Linked DNA regions of Homo sapiens: region 2 is linked to region 1. A link is a loop called in an ENCODE intact Hi-C map of the cell type or tissue named here. Cell type or tissue: endothelial cell of umbilical vein. All regions are shown on one strand. Links, peaks and the distances in the headings refer to the core of each region. The heading gives the core; the rest is flanking DNA. Region 1 overlaps LOC105371230 (a long non-coding RNA gene). Region 2 has its middle 12 kb from the start of GJA8.

The links. Hi-C counts contacts between places; a loop is a spot of excess contacts. Peaks named below come from ENCODE experiments on the same cell type or tissue, not always from the same donor. Only the 100,000 strongest peaks of a DNase experiment are listed, where the experiment ranks them.
Region 2: a loop joins it to region 1, with 17 times the contacts of the local background. A loop is called at or near these places in 91 of 110 quality-filtered maps.

What each region holds. Positions count from the first base shown.
Region 1 is chr1:147,720,287-147,728,623 of GRCh38, forward strand. All of the region lies in intron 2 of LOC105371230 (a long non-coding RNA gene), which reads right to left. All of the region lies in intron 1 of LOC102723321 (a long non-coding RNA gene), which reads left to right. Among named protein-coding and RNA genes, the nearest start is that of GJA5, 36 kb to the right of the region's middle. In endothelial cell of umbilical vein, for the core only: a CTCF peak has its summit at 3,817; a DNase peak (open chromatin) is centred at 3,845; H3K27me3 peaks cover 997 bases.
Region 2 is chr1:147,886,434-147,894,770 of GRCh38, forward strand. No RefSeq gene overlaps it. Among named protein-coding and RNA genes, the nearest start is that of GJA8, 12 kb to the right of the region's middle. In endothelial cell of umbilical vein, for the core only: CTCF peaks have their summits at 3,951 (motif pointing left) and 6,468 (motif pointing left); DNase peaks (open chromatin) are centred at 3,948 and 6,468.

The sequences.
Region 1 (8,337 bases), core at 37-8,036:
CATGCTTCTGCTCTGCCTATGGAGTATACATTTTTTATTCCTTTACTTTCTTAATAAACTTGCTATCACTTTACTCTATGGACTTGCCCTGAATTCTTTCTTGTGTGAGATCCAAGAACCCTCTCTTGGGGTCTGGATCGGGACCCATTTCTGGTAACAACAGGGTCTCACCCACAGTGTCTTCTGGCCCTGCCAGGCCCTCCAGCTAAGCAGGGAATTATACTAAGCAAGAGGAGCAAGTCAGCGAAGGAGCTCTGGGGCTAGGGCGGCTGTAAGGGCTCTAGGGGCACATGGCGGCTCTATGCTGTGGCCTAAGAGAGGCATTTTTAACATCTGGGTGGTGACCCTGCTGCCATCAGAGTTCAGGAATTGCTGAGAGGAGAAGCAGCACCTGTTCTCTGGGTCTCTGCAGTGGCAGCAGCTGAGATGGTAATAGGTGTGCTGATGCCTGAGGAAGTGGAATCCCAGCTGAGGGAGTGGTCAAGCGCTGGCAGCAGCTGCGAAGGGCAGGGGCCCAGCTGGTTAAGGAGAGAGCCCTGGCTTCTCCGCCTTCACAGTAATCCCTTCACCTGTGCTCTTGGGCCCATCCTGACTTTTCCTCACAGTCTCTTGCTTCAACCACTTCCCCTACTCATTTCAGGCTTCCTCCTATTCCATGGTCTTTCTCCCCTCAGCCTGCAAATATGCTTTGCTCTCCCCTTTTCTAAAAACCTCTTCTGTCTCCTGGGACCACTTCTCTTAGGTCTTAGCCATCCCTCAAAAAAACAAACACACAAAACCATACTCTTCTACCATTTAGTCCTGTTTCCAACCAACAGCTATAGTTGCATTTGTCTTTCCTTAGCAAACATGTTAAATGAGCTATCCATATACCTGGCCTTCCTCAGCAACTTACCCATTTATGAATTTATGCAATAGGCAATGTATTGAGGACCTACTATGAATAATAGACTGGGAATAGAGGATAGATTACGGTTTCTTCCCTCAGAGGAGTTCTCTGCCTAATAGAGGACATAAATGGGTTAAAAAATTTACAGTATAATGTGATAAGTACAACAAAGAAGGGAAGTACAGTGTTCAGAGGTATAATAACACAAAAGAGAGAGTCATCGACTAGAGAGAAGACAGGCAGAGATCGAAGATGGTTTCCTGAGGGATGTGGAGTCTGAACTAGATTTCGAAGGACAACAGGAAAATGTAGGGGAAAACACAGTTTCTTGGAAGCTGAATAAGAGATATCAGTCAACTTCATCTACTGCCACAGAGAGATGACATAAAATGAGGAAAACACACAGATAAATTAGCAGCATGGAGGTCATTATGGGACTTTGCCGATAAATCAAAATAGAGAGGATTGCAGTGGGATGAGAAGCAAACAAGGTGTGAGAAGGTAGAGGTTTTGGCAGAAGCCTAGCTGAGATGGGAGAGCATTGTAAGGCAGCAGCTAGAGAGAAGTGCAGGGTGGGAGGAGAACTGCCAAGGTTGAGAGAGAGACATACCAGTTGCCAGCTCCTTAGGGATGTCACAAGGAATCAGTGAGTTAATACACGTGGAGTGCTTACACAATGCCCAGCACACACTCCATAGGTGGTGTGGCCAGAATGCAAATTCTCATGCCTGGGTGCTAATCCCATGCTTATTTCATTGCATCAGGAAGGCCTGGGGGGAAATTTCCACATTCAGAGAGTTCTTGGGTAATGGGGAGAGATGAGAGAGATTGGGTAGTGCCATTTGAGGCCAGTCAGAGGTCTTATGGCTCATTCAGGAGACACAAGGCTCTGAGCTTCCTATGTTCTGACAGGGTCAAAGTTTCCCTCACCAATTCTCCCCACATGGCTTCTTAGCCAGACTTCTTCAAAGAGGCTGATCGCAAACCACCTTACCTCATGACAGCCCCCCAGACATCCCTGCATGCCTCCCAGCAGAATATTTCAGGTGGGCAGCTTAGCCATCAGGGGAGGGGACTGCAGCTGCTGAGGACAGCTGAGCTCCAGTCCTTGCTGTTCTATTGGCTGCCCAGTGAGTGGAGAAGGTGATGGGGGTGGGGCGATGTCCTTAGGGAGGAGGGTTAGAGGAAGCTCCCAGATGGGACACCACCACAGGAGGCTGTGATCACACTGACTGAAGGAAGTAGCAGGTCCCATTCAGTCCCTGACCTGGGGACAGTCTCAGAAGGGAACAGTCTCATGAGTCCAATTTTAAAGAATTGCTGAATTGTCTGAAATAATGGATTTGGAATTTTTTTCCACTTGGGATAGTAAATTCCACCAAGAGAGGAAATAACTTATAAATGATTAACATTGGCATAAGTTAATATTTCTGATTGCAGGACCTTGTCAAATGGAAGGCCGCGTAGGATTTGGAGAGGGGAGAAAGGGAAAAGAGAAAAAATACTCTGAGTAGGGGACCCTGCTAATGAGAGAGCAAGCCTGTTGGGTGGTAAGGATTGAAGTGGGGATGATGGGATGAAATCTATGAGGGTTCAGGGGGCTCCTAGAATCCTAGGAATATGGAGGATCTGAGGGGAAAGAGAATACATTGGTTGAGAACATACCATGTGCCAGGTACTCAGCTAAGCAGAGTAGATACAATGAGTAAATCTAAGTTTCTGACCTTTCAGAATCCACAGTCTGAGACTGAGGGGAAAAAGGTACATTTCAGTAGAAGGTGTGAACCACTATGGTGGTTACAAGCATGGCACTGAACCAGCCTGCTTGGATCTGAATCCCAGTTCTGCCACTTATTAGTTGTATGGCTTTGGGCGAGAGTCTTAACCTCTCTGTTTCCATTTCTCCATCTATAAAATAGGGATAATAGTAGTAGCTACTCATAGGGTTGTTGTGAGGAAAGAATGAGTTAATACACATACAAAGTGCCTCAACCAGTACCTGGAATAAAATAAACACTATTGTAGGGTCCTCCAACTTCCCCCACTTTTTCTCTGGTCCTGCCGGGAAACGTAGAACACTTGCACCACTCTCCCAGCCAGATATATGTTTTCTCCTGCAGGCTTGAACCCAAGTGGGGCCCTTGAACATTTCCAGGCACCGATAAAGGTGTTTGCATTTTTGCCCAAAACCCTGAAAGAGACTAGCCCCAGCCCCGAGTCAAACTCCTTAAACCCTCTTATAAGCTCCATACCCTGACTTTCTCATTGCAGACATACCTAGGTAGGACATCCCTTGTCTCATTGTCCTTCGGGAGGATGCTCTCCAGCCCCCCTCTGTAATACAGTTCACCTGATACAGTAAATGCTTTTAACTAATCACCTTGACATTTTAGTACTTCTTTCTTTGGAATCCCAACTGGCCCCATCCTGGAATCATTTGGGGCAGTCCCTTGCAGGAACTCCTCTGCCCCTGCTTTTGGGTGACTCCAGCTGTGGGTTCAGCCACAGAGGCTGACATCAGGTTTTGTCACAGAGGCAGGCATCAGGTACTATGGGAGAGGTGACCAGAGAAATCTCAAGAGGCAAGTTTGTCCCCTACACAACCGGGAATTTTTCTGTGCCTTTGCCTTTGTTTCCCTTTTTCTTTCCTAGGTCTCTACCGAATCACTTGCTTCCTCACCCCGCCCTGCAGGGCCAGTGATGTGCCATCACAAGCCAGTGCAGTAAGTGCCTGACACTCCCAATGCCCCTTTGATAAGGAAGGCTCTGCCTCCAGGAAACAGAAGCTGTCTTTATCTTTTATTCCTGTCCAGTGTGCTTTCCTTCAGCCATCTCCTTTAATCATCCACATTGTCCACCTGAGCCCCAGTTCTGAGGTCCTTTCCCTGGGACCCTTGAGGTTCTCACACAGTCTGGGCAGTGGGTGTCGCTGGTCTCCAGCTTTTCCTGCTCTTAGCGATCTGCAGTAGTCTCTTTCCTCCTAGGTGCAGTGTGCTCTGGTTCCCTGAGCCATCCAGGGATGTTAGGAAGATCAGGAACCAAAGACAAGTTCAGGGAAGGAAACAGAATGTCTTAGGGCTCTTCAGAAGCCCTAAGAGCACGAGCCTAGAGATATGGATATGGCTCACCCTGACTGCCTCTAGCTCGTCAGGTGACCCAGCACCTCACTCCACCTCAGTTTCCTTTCCTAGATGTAAAGTGAGAGGGTTGGATGAGGTCAGTAGTTTGCAAACTTTTCTCTACCATGGAACTCTTTTACTATTTCTCTTTGCATGGACTTTATGTTTGAAAAGATTTGATCAGCTCAAAACACCCTGCCATTTAATAAATTATTTTTCCATTTTTTAAAATTTATTTTTATTGTATATATTTAAGGTAAACAACATGATGTTTTGATGTACATATACATAGTAAAATAATTATTACAGTCAAACAAATTAATACATCCACCACTCTCCATAGTTACCCCCATCCTTTTTTTGTGGTAAGAGCCCCTAAAATCTACTCTCTCAGTGAATTTTCAGTACACAGTACAATAATGCATTATTACTATAGTCCTCATGCTGTACATTAGGTCTCTTAGTCATTCTACCTAACTGCAAATTCCTACCCTTTGACCTGCTTATCCCCATTTCCTCCCTCCCCACTCCTGGTAACCACTCATCTACTGTTTCTATTTTTTTAACTTAACATATTTTTTAGGTTCTGTATATAAGTAAGGTTATACAGTATTTTTCTATGTCTGTCCTATTTCACTTAGCATAATGCCCTCCGCATTTATCCGTATTGTCACAAATGGCAATACCTTCTTTTTAAAGACAGAATAATACTCCATTGTGCATGTGTGTGTGTGTGTGTCTGTGCATATATATATCCATATACATATATATATATCCATATACATATATACATATATATCCATATACATATATACATATATATCCATTTTAAAAATCCATTCATCCATCAATGAGCACTTAAGTTGTTTCCATATCTTGGCTCTTGTGAATTAATATGGGAGTGCAGCTATCCCTATGAGGTGCTGATTGCCTTTCCCTTGTATAGATACTCAACAGATAGATCATTTTCCATCCTTTATTACTCAAAGACTTAAATCAGCAAGAGAAAGGAATTTTGTAACACAGAATTGACAAAACCTTAACTAAAGCAAACGTGAATAAGCCTGCCTTTTCAAAAGCTTTTGTATAATTGCTAGTAAACGCACGATTTCCACTAGACTTTTTTGAAATATTGAAAATAGCACTGGCTCTGCCATTGGCCCTTTAGTGTAAACCTGAGCATCTAAGGTCTCTGGGCTGGAAGAATTTCACTAGATGATTTCTCAAGTCCCTTCCACTGCAAAAATGTTCTAAATCTATGATCTCCTTGTGTCAATAGTGAGTTGATGCGAGCTGGAGGTTGGAGGTCCATACAAAAGGGGCATGTTAGGGCTGGCTGCAGCTCTGTGTTTAGTACAGTCTTCCTCCATTTTGATGCTATCATTCAAAATTGGGGTTACTTTCACCGGGGTTGGGTTGAAGTCTATCTTTACTGAGTTTATGAAACAAGTTTACCACAGTAAATATGTCAAAACTCCCAGTAGGCTGGATGTGGTAGCTCATGCCTGTAATCCCAGCACTTTGAGAGGCCGAGGTGAAAGGATCGCTTGAGCTCAGGAGTTCAAGACCAGCCTGGGCAACATAGTAAGACCCCATCTCTACAAAACAAACAACAACAACAAAAAGCAAAACTCTCAGTAGCTTGTGAGGGTTGTTGGTAATGACATGGGAAGCACAGCATTTCCTAGCATTTAACCTCTCCAGTCCCATGTATGTACCCATGAAAATGATATCCCAATAATGTATCATTTTTGCCATCTGAAATATTTTAACTTCCTTGGAAATTTTATAGCACTGACAAAACCACGTATTAATTGATCCAATCTATTTTGAGCCAGGAGCTGTGCTAGGCATTGCTGGGAGGGCTACTGAAGTATATAATAAGGTAAGCTTAACTGAATTTTTACAAAAATGTTTTTTAGCAGATAAGTCTTTGCAAATCATATGCATTACAGAGGTTTTGTTCTCATTCTCACTCCTAGGGAAACACAAAAAGAGATGGAGCAGTAAACAGAGAATCAAAGGGATCTGGGGGAGGTAAAGTCTGCTTGCTGTTGCCACGGAAGCAGACCTAACAAAGAAGTTAGGACAAACGGCTTCTGCTGTGTGAGGTGGGGGTCCACTTCCTCTGTACTGGCTGGGCATCATTAGTTAGTAGAGATATAAAAAAATATGCTGAATGCAGACCAGAAATGATTCAATAAGTCCATGAAAGAAATATTTATTACACACCTACCATATGCCAAGCATGTGTAGGAATACAATGGCAAATATGTCATGGTCCTTGTCTTCAAGGAGTTCTGAAACCAAAGAAGTCACATAGGGAAATACGCACCCCTGGGTGAAAAGTGCCACAGGAGTACCAGGCAACACAGGGAAGGGAATGGCTAATTCCGTTGTGGGTTACTGGGGCCACCTCACAGAGGAAGTGACATTGAGGCTGGGCCTTGAAGTAAGTTTTAGCCTAATTACAAAGGGCTTCGAAGGCATAGAGAGCCATATGACAAACTTGTGAACACTCATTATCAGAGGTGGCTGGACTTGAGTGGGGGAAAGGTGAAAACGAAGAGAAACTAGTATTGGGCCAGAGTGAGAAAAATCTGGCACTGTTACAAGTCATCACTTTACTTAAAATAAAAATATTTATTTTCCCCAGGATTCAGGGGTGTGTGGTTCTCAGGAGACTATTTAGCCAATGATTGGACAGACATTCAGTAATCATGAAAAACAAGCTGTTATTTTAGATATTAATAGTTAACAGGTAAGAAGTTCTATTTACAAGCATTTTTAATTTGTCTTAAAAAATAATTTTAGAATTTCTATAAATCACCCATTTTTAGTTATGTAAGGCATAAAAGTATTTTTTAAAATTGAATATGCTTCCAATATGCCACAGGAATAGGTTTGATTTGACAAACAGATTTGTCAAGTAGACAAAGGACAAATATTTTCATTTTATACTAACAATTTATGCTGTAAATATATCCATTATTGTGTTCATAACTATGTGTTGCTCTCTCAAGGCACTGGTCTTGTTAAGCATAGGGAAAAAACAAGATTAATTGTGTTTACAATAAAATACATGAATAAATAAATAAAATATTTGAAAGTTTTATGGATAACTATTACATTCTGATTAAAAGGTATATGTTGAGCTGTCTATAGGAAGTTAAAGTAAAGGAGACTACACTGTGGTATGTGGGATGTGAGAGTGTGTGTATATAGAAAAGGGAGGAAGTTGGACAGAGATACATTAAGAAGAGAGGCTGGGAATAGTTTCTGGGACATTATTTTGTGCAAGCAAATGACAATTAAAAAGTTAAACAAAGAAAGATATCAAAGAGTGAAGATTTTATGAGTTACATAAATGAAGAAAGGAAAGAAAATTTTAGTACTTTAGGAAAGAATGCAATTAAATATACATGAAGCATGCATAAGTGTGTGTCTATAGTACATGCAGTACACAAAATATACATTACTGAATGTGTGTGCCTATGCAATAATTATTTATTAAGCACTTGCTATGTGCCAGGAACACACAAGGCTATTTCTTCCTTTCTTGGCATTTTTACTGGATTTCTATGCATTTGACAAAGAAAAGCTGTAGAATTTTCTACAATGATTTGAACTTTCTTCCACTATATAATAATTGCATGGGGGTATATTTTTAAATATATCAAGTCAGAGCCGAGGTGTAACTATGGGTGAGTTTTCCCAAAATAACCAATCGCTGTCAATTTTGTGAGTGCGTAGTGCCTTTTTCTTTTTTTTGTCTCAGTCCAGAGCACTCTCTCAGAATTTAATTCTGAATAATGCCGTGTTATTTATTTATTCATTTTTAAGTTTCTACTAGACCTCAGGTTTTGTGAATTGAGTTGAGTACACTCCTCAGTTCATGGCTCCCTATGATTGTTGTCTTATTCGGGGACCTTTTAAATTTTTATTCAGTTTTTCCCTTTATCCCCTCTCGATCCTTCTCCCTTGCCTGTAGGTTCCTACTCCTGTGTTTTTAATGTATGTCCTTTTCATTCACTTTCCATAAATTTATTACATAGAGGGGGTCTAGGTTGGAGGAGCTGAACTGTAACCTCAAAGGAGGTCAGAACTGTGGACTCGCTGCCTTTTATCCCTTTTGAGGCTGGAGGATCAAAGGTTAGAGATAAAATTGTTTAGAGGAGTATCAAATGTTAGAGATAAAGGTGCTTTAGACACTCTCAGCCCTATCTATATAGATTCCACCATCACCCAATAAGACAGCTGGGGTGGGATTGGGGTCAGGCCAGTGGAAAGGGGGTTGCAGTTTCACTTTGAAGCAAAAGGTTTGGTAAT
Region 2 (8,337 bases), core at 212-8,211, 170 kb after region 1:
GAACTGGTGAATGAGAAATGCATTGTGTCAATTCCTGAAAGTATGAGTGATGGACAGTAGCAGACCTTTCTGCTCATAATTTTGGTCAAGAAGTTGTGCTTTCTTATTTTTTTGTGAGATTTCCAACCAAAATAGATGATGAACTCATAAATATGAACTGGTCTCTGTGCTCCAGCAACTGATAGAAGCATTTCTCAACCTATTCCCACCCACTCCTGGGCCTTTCCCACTCACCAGGTAGAATTTTGAGAAAGAAATTGGCCTCCTTCAAGAGAGAAAGTTCAGGCAGAAACAGCACCCCAGGCATTACACAGGAGCAATCTTGTGCCCATTCAGAGACTAACCACAATCCAGATGAATCCAGACAAAGCCTTAGTTAGCACTTCACAGTTTTCAAAGGGCTTTCATATTTCTCACCTCCTGGGCAAGGCCAACTCTTCATTATACCCATATTTAGCACTCTGTATATGTCTTCATTGTGATGACGATGATGACTTTTTTTTTTTTTTTTTTTTTTGAGACAGAGTCTCACTCTGTTGCCCAGGCTGGAGTGCAATGGCACGATCTTGGCTCACTGCAACCTCTGCCTCCTGGGTTCAAGTGATTCTCCTGCCTCAGCCTCCCACGTAGCTGGGATTACATTCACTGGCCGTCATGCCTGGCTAATTTTTGTATTTTGTAGAGAAGGGGTTTCACCATGTCGGCCAAGGTGGTCTTGAACTCCTGACCTCAGGTGATCTGCCCACCTCAGCCTCCCAAAGTGCTGGGATTACAGGCATGAGCCACCACGCCTGGCCCATTGTGATGATTATTAATTAGATGATAATGATTGCTCACGTGTATTATTTCTTCAGTGTCTATCTCCAGGAGGACAAGGACCATGTCTAACTAGTTCAGCATTGTATTTCCAGCTCCTAGCCCAGTGCCTGGCACGTAGTAGGTACTCAATAAATATTTGTTGAATGAAAAGAAGCTGTAGCATTCATATGCCCATCACTCTCTAATGAAATATTTACAATTGAGCTAACAGGTCTAGTTCAAAAATTTATCTACTGCCAAAACAAATATCATGACATTTTTCAGAGTCAAAAGCAAATCTCTTTTTGGCTAATCCAGGTTACTACTTCATAGATAATCAGAAAAGGACTACAGACACCCCTAACCCTCACTGCTAATGAATCATCTTCCCATTTAAGAAGTTAGCGGACTATTTTCTTTCCAGTTTCATGTCATCAGTTTTACTTAAACAGTTGTCAACCCTAATGGGTTGTTTCTCCAAATTAATTCTTCTTGCTTTTTTAGGAAGATTTATAGCACATCACCCTCATTCTGATCTTTTTATTGTCCAAGATTCTCCTCCTATAAGATAACCATATGATTTAGAGACTGGCTTAAATGGCCCAGGACCTAGAATTCATAATATATATTTTTCAAATTTTAGGAAAATTTCAGATTTTTCCTGACTACTCTCTCCTGATTCCTACCCACAATGATTTCTTTTTTCTTTTCTTAAAATTTTCTTGTTGGAGACTCTAAAAATAAATAATCAGAGAGGTGCTGTATTCCTGGTGTTACCCCAGATTCACTGCAGCTGTGACGAAGGCTGCCAACACCGTCTAATGACACATTAAATACACTGTCTATGACTTGTCCTGTCAGGCAGAGCCAAAAGCTACTTTGATTAATTTTTATTTTTAAATGCAACTGCCATGTGGATATAGATCCTGCTTTTGTGACCTTTGGGCAGGGCACGTAATCTGTCTCTTTCACCTACTCTTCTACCTGCAAAATTGGTTTGACAATAAAATCTTTCTTTCTAAACTGATATGTAGTAAAAGATAAACTATACAGGAGCACTAGTGAAAAGATGCCATGCAAGTGCCTCAAAGTGATCTGTTTTCTGGACTCTCTGTGGCACATCTTGCATCTCTAACCAGTCTCCCTCAGCCATGTTCTAAGCCCCAGCCCCAGCATTAACCAGTTGTACAAGTAACAAATACAGATTCACCTTACTGCAAACTAAGTCAAATAAGAAAATAATTCTCCTGCTAACTAAAACACGCATCTTAGTATTCTAGAGCAAAATGCAGGTAACTTTTGGATAATCCAAACCACAGCTTTATAGGCAGTGATGACCAGCCTTCTTTGAGTACTCAGCATATGCCAAGAACTGTTTTCAGTGCACTGCATACATTATCTATTCAGTCCTAAGTACCCTGTGACATAGCTGTGATTATTAAACTTCATTTTTAGCCAGGCATGGTGGCTCATGCCTATAATCCCCGTGCTTTGGGAGGCTGGGGTGGGAGGATCACTTGAGGCCAGGAGCCTGAGACCAACCTGGGCAACACAGCCAGACCTTGTCTCTACAGATTTTTTTTTTCTAATTAGCTGGGCATGGTGGCACATGCCTGTAGTCCTAGCTACTCAGAAGGCTGAAGCAGGAGGATCACCTGAGCCCAGGACTTCAAGGTTACAGTGAGCTATGATTGTGCCACTGCACTCCAGCCTGGATAACAGGAGAGAGGCCCTGTCTCAAATAAATAAATTGCATTTTACATCTGAGAAGACTGAGGCATATAGAAATCAAATGGTTTTCCTGAGCTCACACTGACGGTAAGTGGTAGAGCTCAGATTTGAGTCAGCTGGCTTAGCCTTTATACTCCACTGCATTTCAAGATAATGATAACAACCATTTATGTGCCAGCAATTGGGCCGAGTACTTTAACATAGATTATCTCATTAAGTTCTCATAATAATCATCTCCATCTACAGATGATAAAAATGAGATTTAAAAGGGTTAATTTGCCACCTATCACAGAGCTAGTAAGTGATAGATTCTGAGCCAGAATTATAGAATTATAGCCAGATTATAGAGACTGACAACAAAAATACTAAACCATGTTGTGAAAGCCAGTGATGGCTCTACCTACAGTCTTCCATGGAAGACTCCCTCATCGTTTACAAGGACATGAAAATGTGTTTGCTGGACCTAGTGGGGAGAGAAATTCCTCTGCACTCTCCACTCTAATGGGTTTACAGGTAGGCCAAGGGCAAAATGAACTCCTGAGTAGGAGCCTGGAGTCTTTGTTGATGCAAGCTGTACCAGTGGATTTCAATTAGCCAGGAGGCTTTTGGAGTGCAAGCCCAGGCCATGGACAACTCACAAGAGAGAAGGTCCCAAAAGCTCCCCAATTCTGCCCCTAGCAACAGAGGCTTCCTGTAGCCAAGTCTGTCTCTGATTTGCAGGTGGGTGAGTTAAATTCACACAATCTCAGCCATAACTCTTAGAATGGGTTCTCCATTGCCCTAACCAGAAAGGCCCCAGAATGTTTGTCTCCAGTGATCAAGGCCTGCCATCTGCTGAAGTTTTGCCCTTTGCTTTGTCATCACATGAACCTAATGCTCTACAATTTACTCTGCCCTTTATCATCAAATATTGCCCCTGGTACAATCAGGGATACAGTAGAATTGTGCAGGACCAAAGGAAATAAGGACAGGTCTGAGAGAAGGGAGGGGATAGAGCAAAGAATCTTGAAACCCTCGGGTTGGTGATTCTGGATTTGTGGTGCTGTGGGAGACAGGGCAAATATTTCCGTGATAAAAGGGACTTCTGAATAGGAAGAAAAGTAAGAGGAGAAAAAGAGGGATACCCTCTGGGGCATCCAGTGCCACCAGTATAATGATCACTAAACAGGGTGAAAGGGAAGGCACCAGGAAACCGGCCCAGAGAGTGTGGTTATACAGTAAAATTAAAGCCAAGGTTGTCCCCCTTTGCATTTCCTGTCCTCCCAGCCCCTCCCATTTAGACCATATCCATCTTTTCCCGTGTGGAAAAAAAGAGTTCACTTGACTCTCCTTTGCAGACTTGGAGTAAGCCTCTTTTCTTTGCCCTCAGGCTCTGAAGGCGTCTACTACAGTGCGTGGAGCAAAAGAGAGACGGCATCGCCCCCTCGTGGCGCAGGGCCAAGCTCTGCGGTATTCCGGACGCTGTCCTGGGCTGCCCAGACAGGGGCACCCCGTGGGAGTGGAAATGCTGTCCTCAGAACCTCTGGCTGTTGAATGACTTGTGTCTTGTCAGAATGGTGAGATCCCCGAATGCCATCACCCTGTTCCTTCTACCCTCCCCATTGATGTTCACACAGGTCAGCTAAGCTAGACCTGTCTGCAGTGTGTTTTGAAAACAGGTTGCCCCTGCAAGAAAACTCCTGGTTTAGTAAATCAGCACATCAGGGCTAGAGAAGAAAAGAGTTGTGCTGTCTTTGTTTCCATTTCAGTCCATTCTGCCAAGTTGAAGCAGAATGATTTTCATTCATCTTAAATCCCCCCAAAATATTTTTTTTAAATAAACCTCTCAAACCAAACACCATCACATATGTACCCTAAGGAATACTAAGTCACCTCTTCAGGCAACGGAAAGAAAGGACCAGAGAATTGCTGTCAAGCCTAGGGTGGGTGGAGGAGGCAGGGAATTAATTTTGTTGAGTGGATAAAGGTCTGGGCCTCAATCCCAAAAGCCCAGATTGGGGCATCGAGCCTACAGCACCCCTGTCAGTCACTCCCTGCTGTCCCTGGAGCCTGGGCAGGCAAACAGTCATCCTTCTGCACTGTCTCTCTGGGACAGCCGGAACCTTTGCCCCCATCCCGAGGTCACCCTCTCCCAGAACCTCCTCTGCCTCTGGTAAGAGGAGGTAAAAGGAAGGGGGACACAGGAGGTCCATCAGAGCATGGATGAAGCTGCCCCTACATCAGAGTGCAGAGCTTGGAGTCTAGCCCCATCCTGGCCAACACAGAAGCAGGGAGTGAGAGAGGCAAAAACGAGGAGCCAGCCTGTTTCCATAGATACAGATTTCAGTTGCATTTTATGACAGCCGTGCCAGGCTGCCTGGAGAGGCATTGTTTGGATGTCTAGGGACCCGCTCAGAAGGAAAATGAAGTAAGAAGCGATTTTTTTAAGATTCAAGTGGTTTCCCCTCCCAGTTTCAGATTGAGATCCACCTCCGCCCTCTGGCCTTCTGGCAGAGGTCATCCCTGGTAGGACACTTGCCTTTAGTACAGCCTGGGCAGATTTAGGCCCTCCAACCCCAGGCCTCGAAGATCACAGTCAAAATGATTCTTAGAAGCAAGCCTGCTGTCCCTGGAGCCTGGGCAGTCAAACAGCCATCCTTCTGCACTGTCTCTCTGGGACAGCCGGAGCCTTTGCCCCCATCCCGAGGTCCTCCTCTCCCAACACTGCTAGTGCTTCTCTAACAGCTGCTCTGTGGCTGAAGGAGTTCCAATTTCCCAGCCCCTGGTGACCTCTTGTGAGGGCTGCCACTGAGGCTTTGAGAGAAGAAGGCTCACCTGGTCTCCTGCTGGGGGCTCAGCCTGCAGCTGGGGAAGGACTCCCCTTACTTCTAGATTCAAAACACTCATTTTCCTTTGCCACTCCTACATCTTCATCTCCTACATCTTCATCTCCTACCTCCTCATCTAGGTGGTGCCCTTCTCTCTACTCATCACTCATTCATTTCTCCAAACCCATTGAGTTCTTTCATTTGCCAGGCCTTTATAAAATAGACGTAAGAGACTTTCCCTGTACTCAGAAATCTCACAGACTAGTGGGGGATGCAGACACATAAGTGAACTACTAGAAAACAACTTAGATAGGGTCAAGTAAGAAGTCCTGGGGAAGTTAAAGCCCAAACTGAGCCCCAACGGATGAGTCAGTTAGGGGAGAGGAGATTCAAAATAGAGAGGGGACTGCGTAGGCAAAGGCATAGAGGCAAGAAACAGGATTATGTGCATAAGAAACTCGGTAGATCATAGGTGCTGAGAGCCAGTGCAAAGCTATGAGTGGCAAGAGATGGGCTGGAGTAAATTGGCAGTCATCAGACAGCAGAGGGCCCTATGTGCCATGCTAAAGGCCCCAAGCTTCCTCCTGCAGTGGTTCTTCAGCCATGGCTCACGGAGTTCCAGGGCTCCACTGTGGTGCCTCAGGGGCAGGACTAGGGGCCTCTCACTCTCAACCTGAGTGATTTTTTTTTTTCCAGACAGAGTTTCACTCTAACTCAAGTGATCCGCCCGCCTCAGCCAAAGTGCTAGGATTACAGGCATGAGCCACCGCACCCAGCCCTGAGTGACTTATTTTATATGTACTTGAATAGGTGACAGCAAACCACAGTGAGATTAAAGTCTGGGAAGGACACGATAAAAGAGGCATGTATGGGAAGGACATGATCAAACGACGTTTCAAAGAGACCACTCCAGTTTCTAGGCCTCACTTCCAACCATTCCTCAGGGAAGTCTACTGCCCAAGAAAATCTCTGATGGTAATACATGATTTACAGCAAAAATGAAGACTTCTTCAGTACATCTGTGATAATTATTTCCAAACTTCATCCTGAGAAAAGAAAACGAAGTGGGATCCCTTTCCCTTAGACTTCAGAGCTGTTTTCACCAGCTGGCTGTGCTGATCATGCCATCTAGTGGTAGGAGTGCAGCATGACTCCAAAAGGAAACAAGCTTGCATTTCTTTCTGAATATCTGTATTATCTTATTTAATCCTCAAAAAACCTTGGCAAAGTATGTCTCATTAATATACCCATGTTACAGGCCATAAAACTGAGAGATGGGAAGAAAACAATATTTGTTTTGAGTCTCCTGTGGGTTAGGAACTATGTCAGCTGATGTACATGAGATGCATTATCCCCACTTACAAGACAGACAAACTGAAGACCTTGGTGACTGAGAGACCAACTAGATTAAGCTACAGACACTGAGGTTTTCCTGCTTCCAGGTCTAGATTCATTCCAAAAAATCTGGTCAGATTCAAATCTCTAACTTGAGTTGAAAAGAAACCAAGTAGTAAAGAATGAGGAAAGAGGCAAGCCTTTGTGAAATTCAGAGTAACTGGCACAGACAGACCACAGCTATTTCTTTGTCATGAATGGCAACCAAAGCACAGTTGTATATTAGATTCTAGAATAATTATAGGAAGAATAATTACCACCGGAATATGCAAATTATAGGAATCTGTGAGCCTAAAGCCAATCAGATGCCCAGCAAGTACGTTTCTTAAGAGTGAGTGGCTGCTTTCTGTAGAACAGAGCATCGCTTGGAGCCAGGAAAAACTGAGAATTGTGGTTTGAATGGAACCTTAATTCCACATCTGAAACCTTAATTCCTCTTTGCCATGTAATATAGCATATTCCCAGGTTCCAGGGATTACGACGCTGACATCTTTGCGGGCCATTATTCTGTCTTTCACATACATTGAGACCAAAAAGACCAAGTACCTATAAGAGGACCAACCCAGACGGGCTGTGACAATTACGCTGTTGCTTCTGAGTGAGAAGTTACAGGCCCAAGAAAGGGTAATGACAGCCTTAGAGATACATAAAAGAGACAAGCAATTTCCAAAACAAAAAGCAAAGGCAAAAAGAAAAATAAAAAAGCTCTCTCTCCGTAAAAAGGTAGAAAATATGCCTATAAAGGAGAAAAACAGGGCTGGATGTGGTGGCTCACGACTGTAATCCCAGCACTTTGGGAGGCTGAGGTGGGCAGATGACCTGAGGTCACGAGTTTGAGACCAACCCAGCCAATATGGTAAAACCCCATCTCTACTAAAAATACAAAAATTAGCTGGGTATGGTGACACACACCTGTAATTCCAGCTACTCAGGAGACTGAGGAACAAGAATTGCTTGAATCCAGGAGGTTGCAGAGAGCCGAGATTGCATGACTGCACTCCAGCCTGGGTGACAAGTGAGACTCTGTCTCAAAAAAAAAAAAAGTTAAAATTAAAAAAATAAAATAAAAATAACATTCTTGCTCTTTCTCACCTATCTCATCCATCAGTGATATCTGAATATAGTACAAATCAGGCATCCAGAGCCATAAAATGCAAGACAAAAACACATTGGAAAAGCGAAATGTCACAGATAATCCCCAGGTTTGACTTTCTGATTTGCGAATCAGAAGAGGCCCTTGCAAATGATGATAAAATCTGTCTCCAGATGCACCAAGATGATGAATTATATATATGTATATATAGTTGACCCTTGCACAAAATGATTTAAACTGTGCGGGTCCACTTATACACAGGTGTTCTTCAATAAATGCAGTCTGCCTTCCGTATTGTCTCCATATTGGTGGGTTCTGCATCAGCAACCAAACATGGGTAGGAAGGCAAGATTTGGAAATCTGCATTATAGTAGGGCTCACTTTTCATATCCACGGGTTTCATAGGGCAGACTACAGGACTTGAGTTTGTATAGATTTTGGTATCTGCGGGTGGTCCTGGAGCCAATCCCCCACAGATACTTTGGGATGACTGTACTCCTTTATTATCATTAT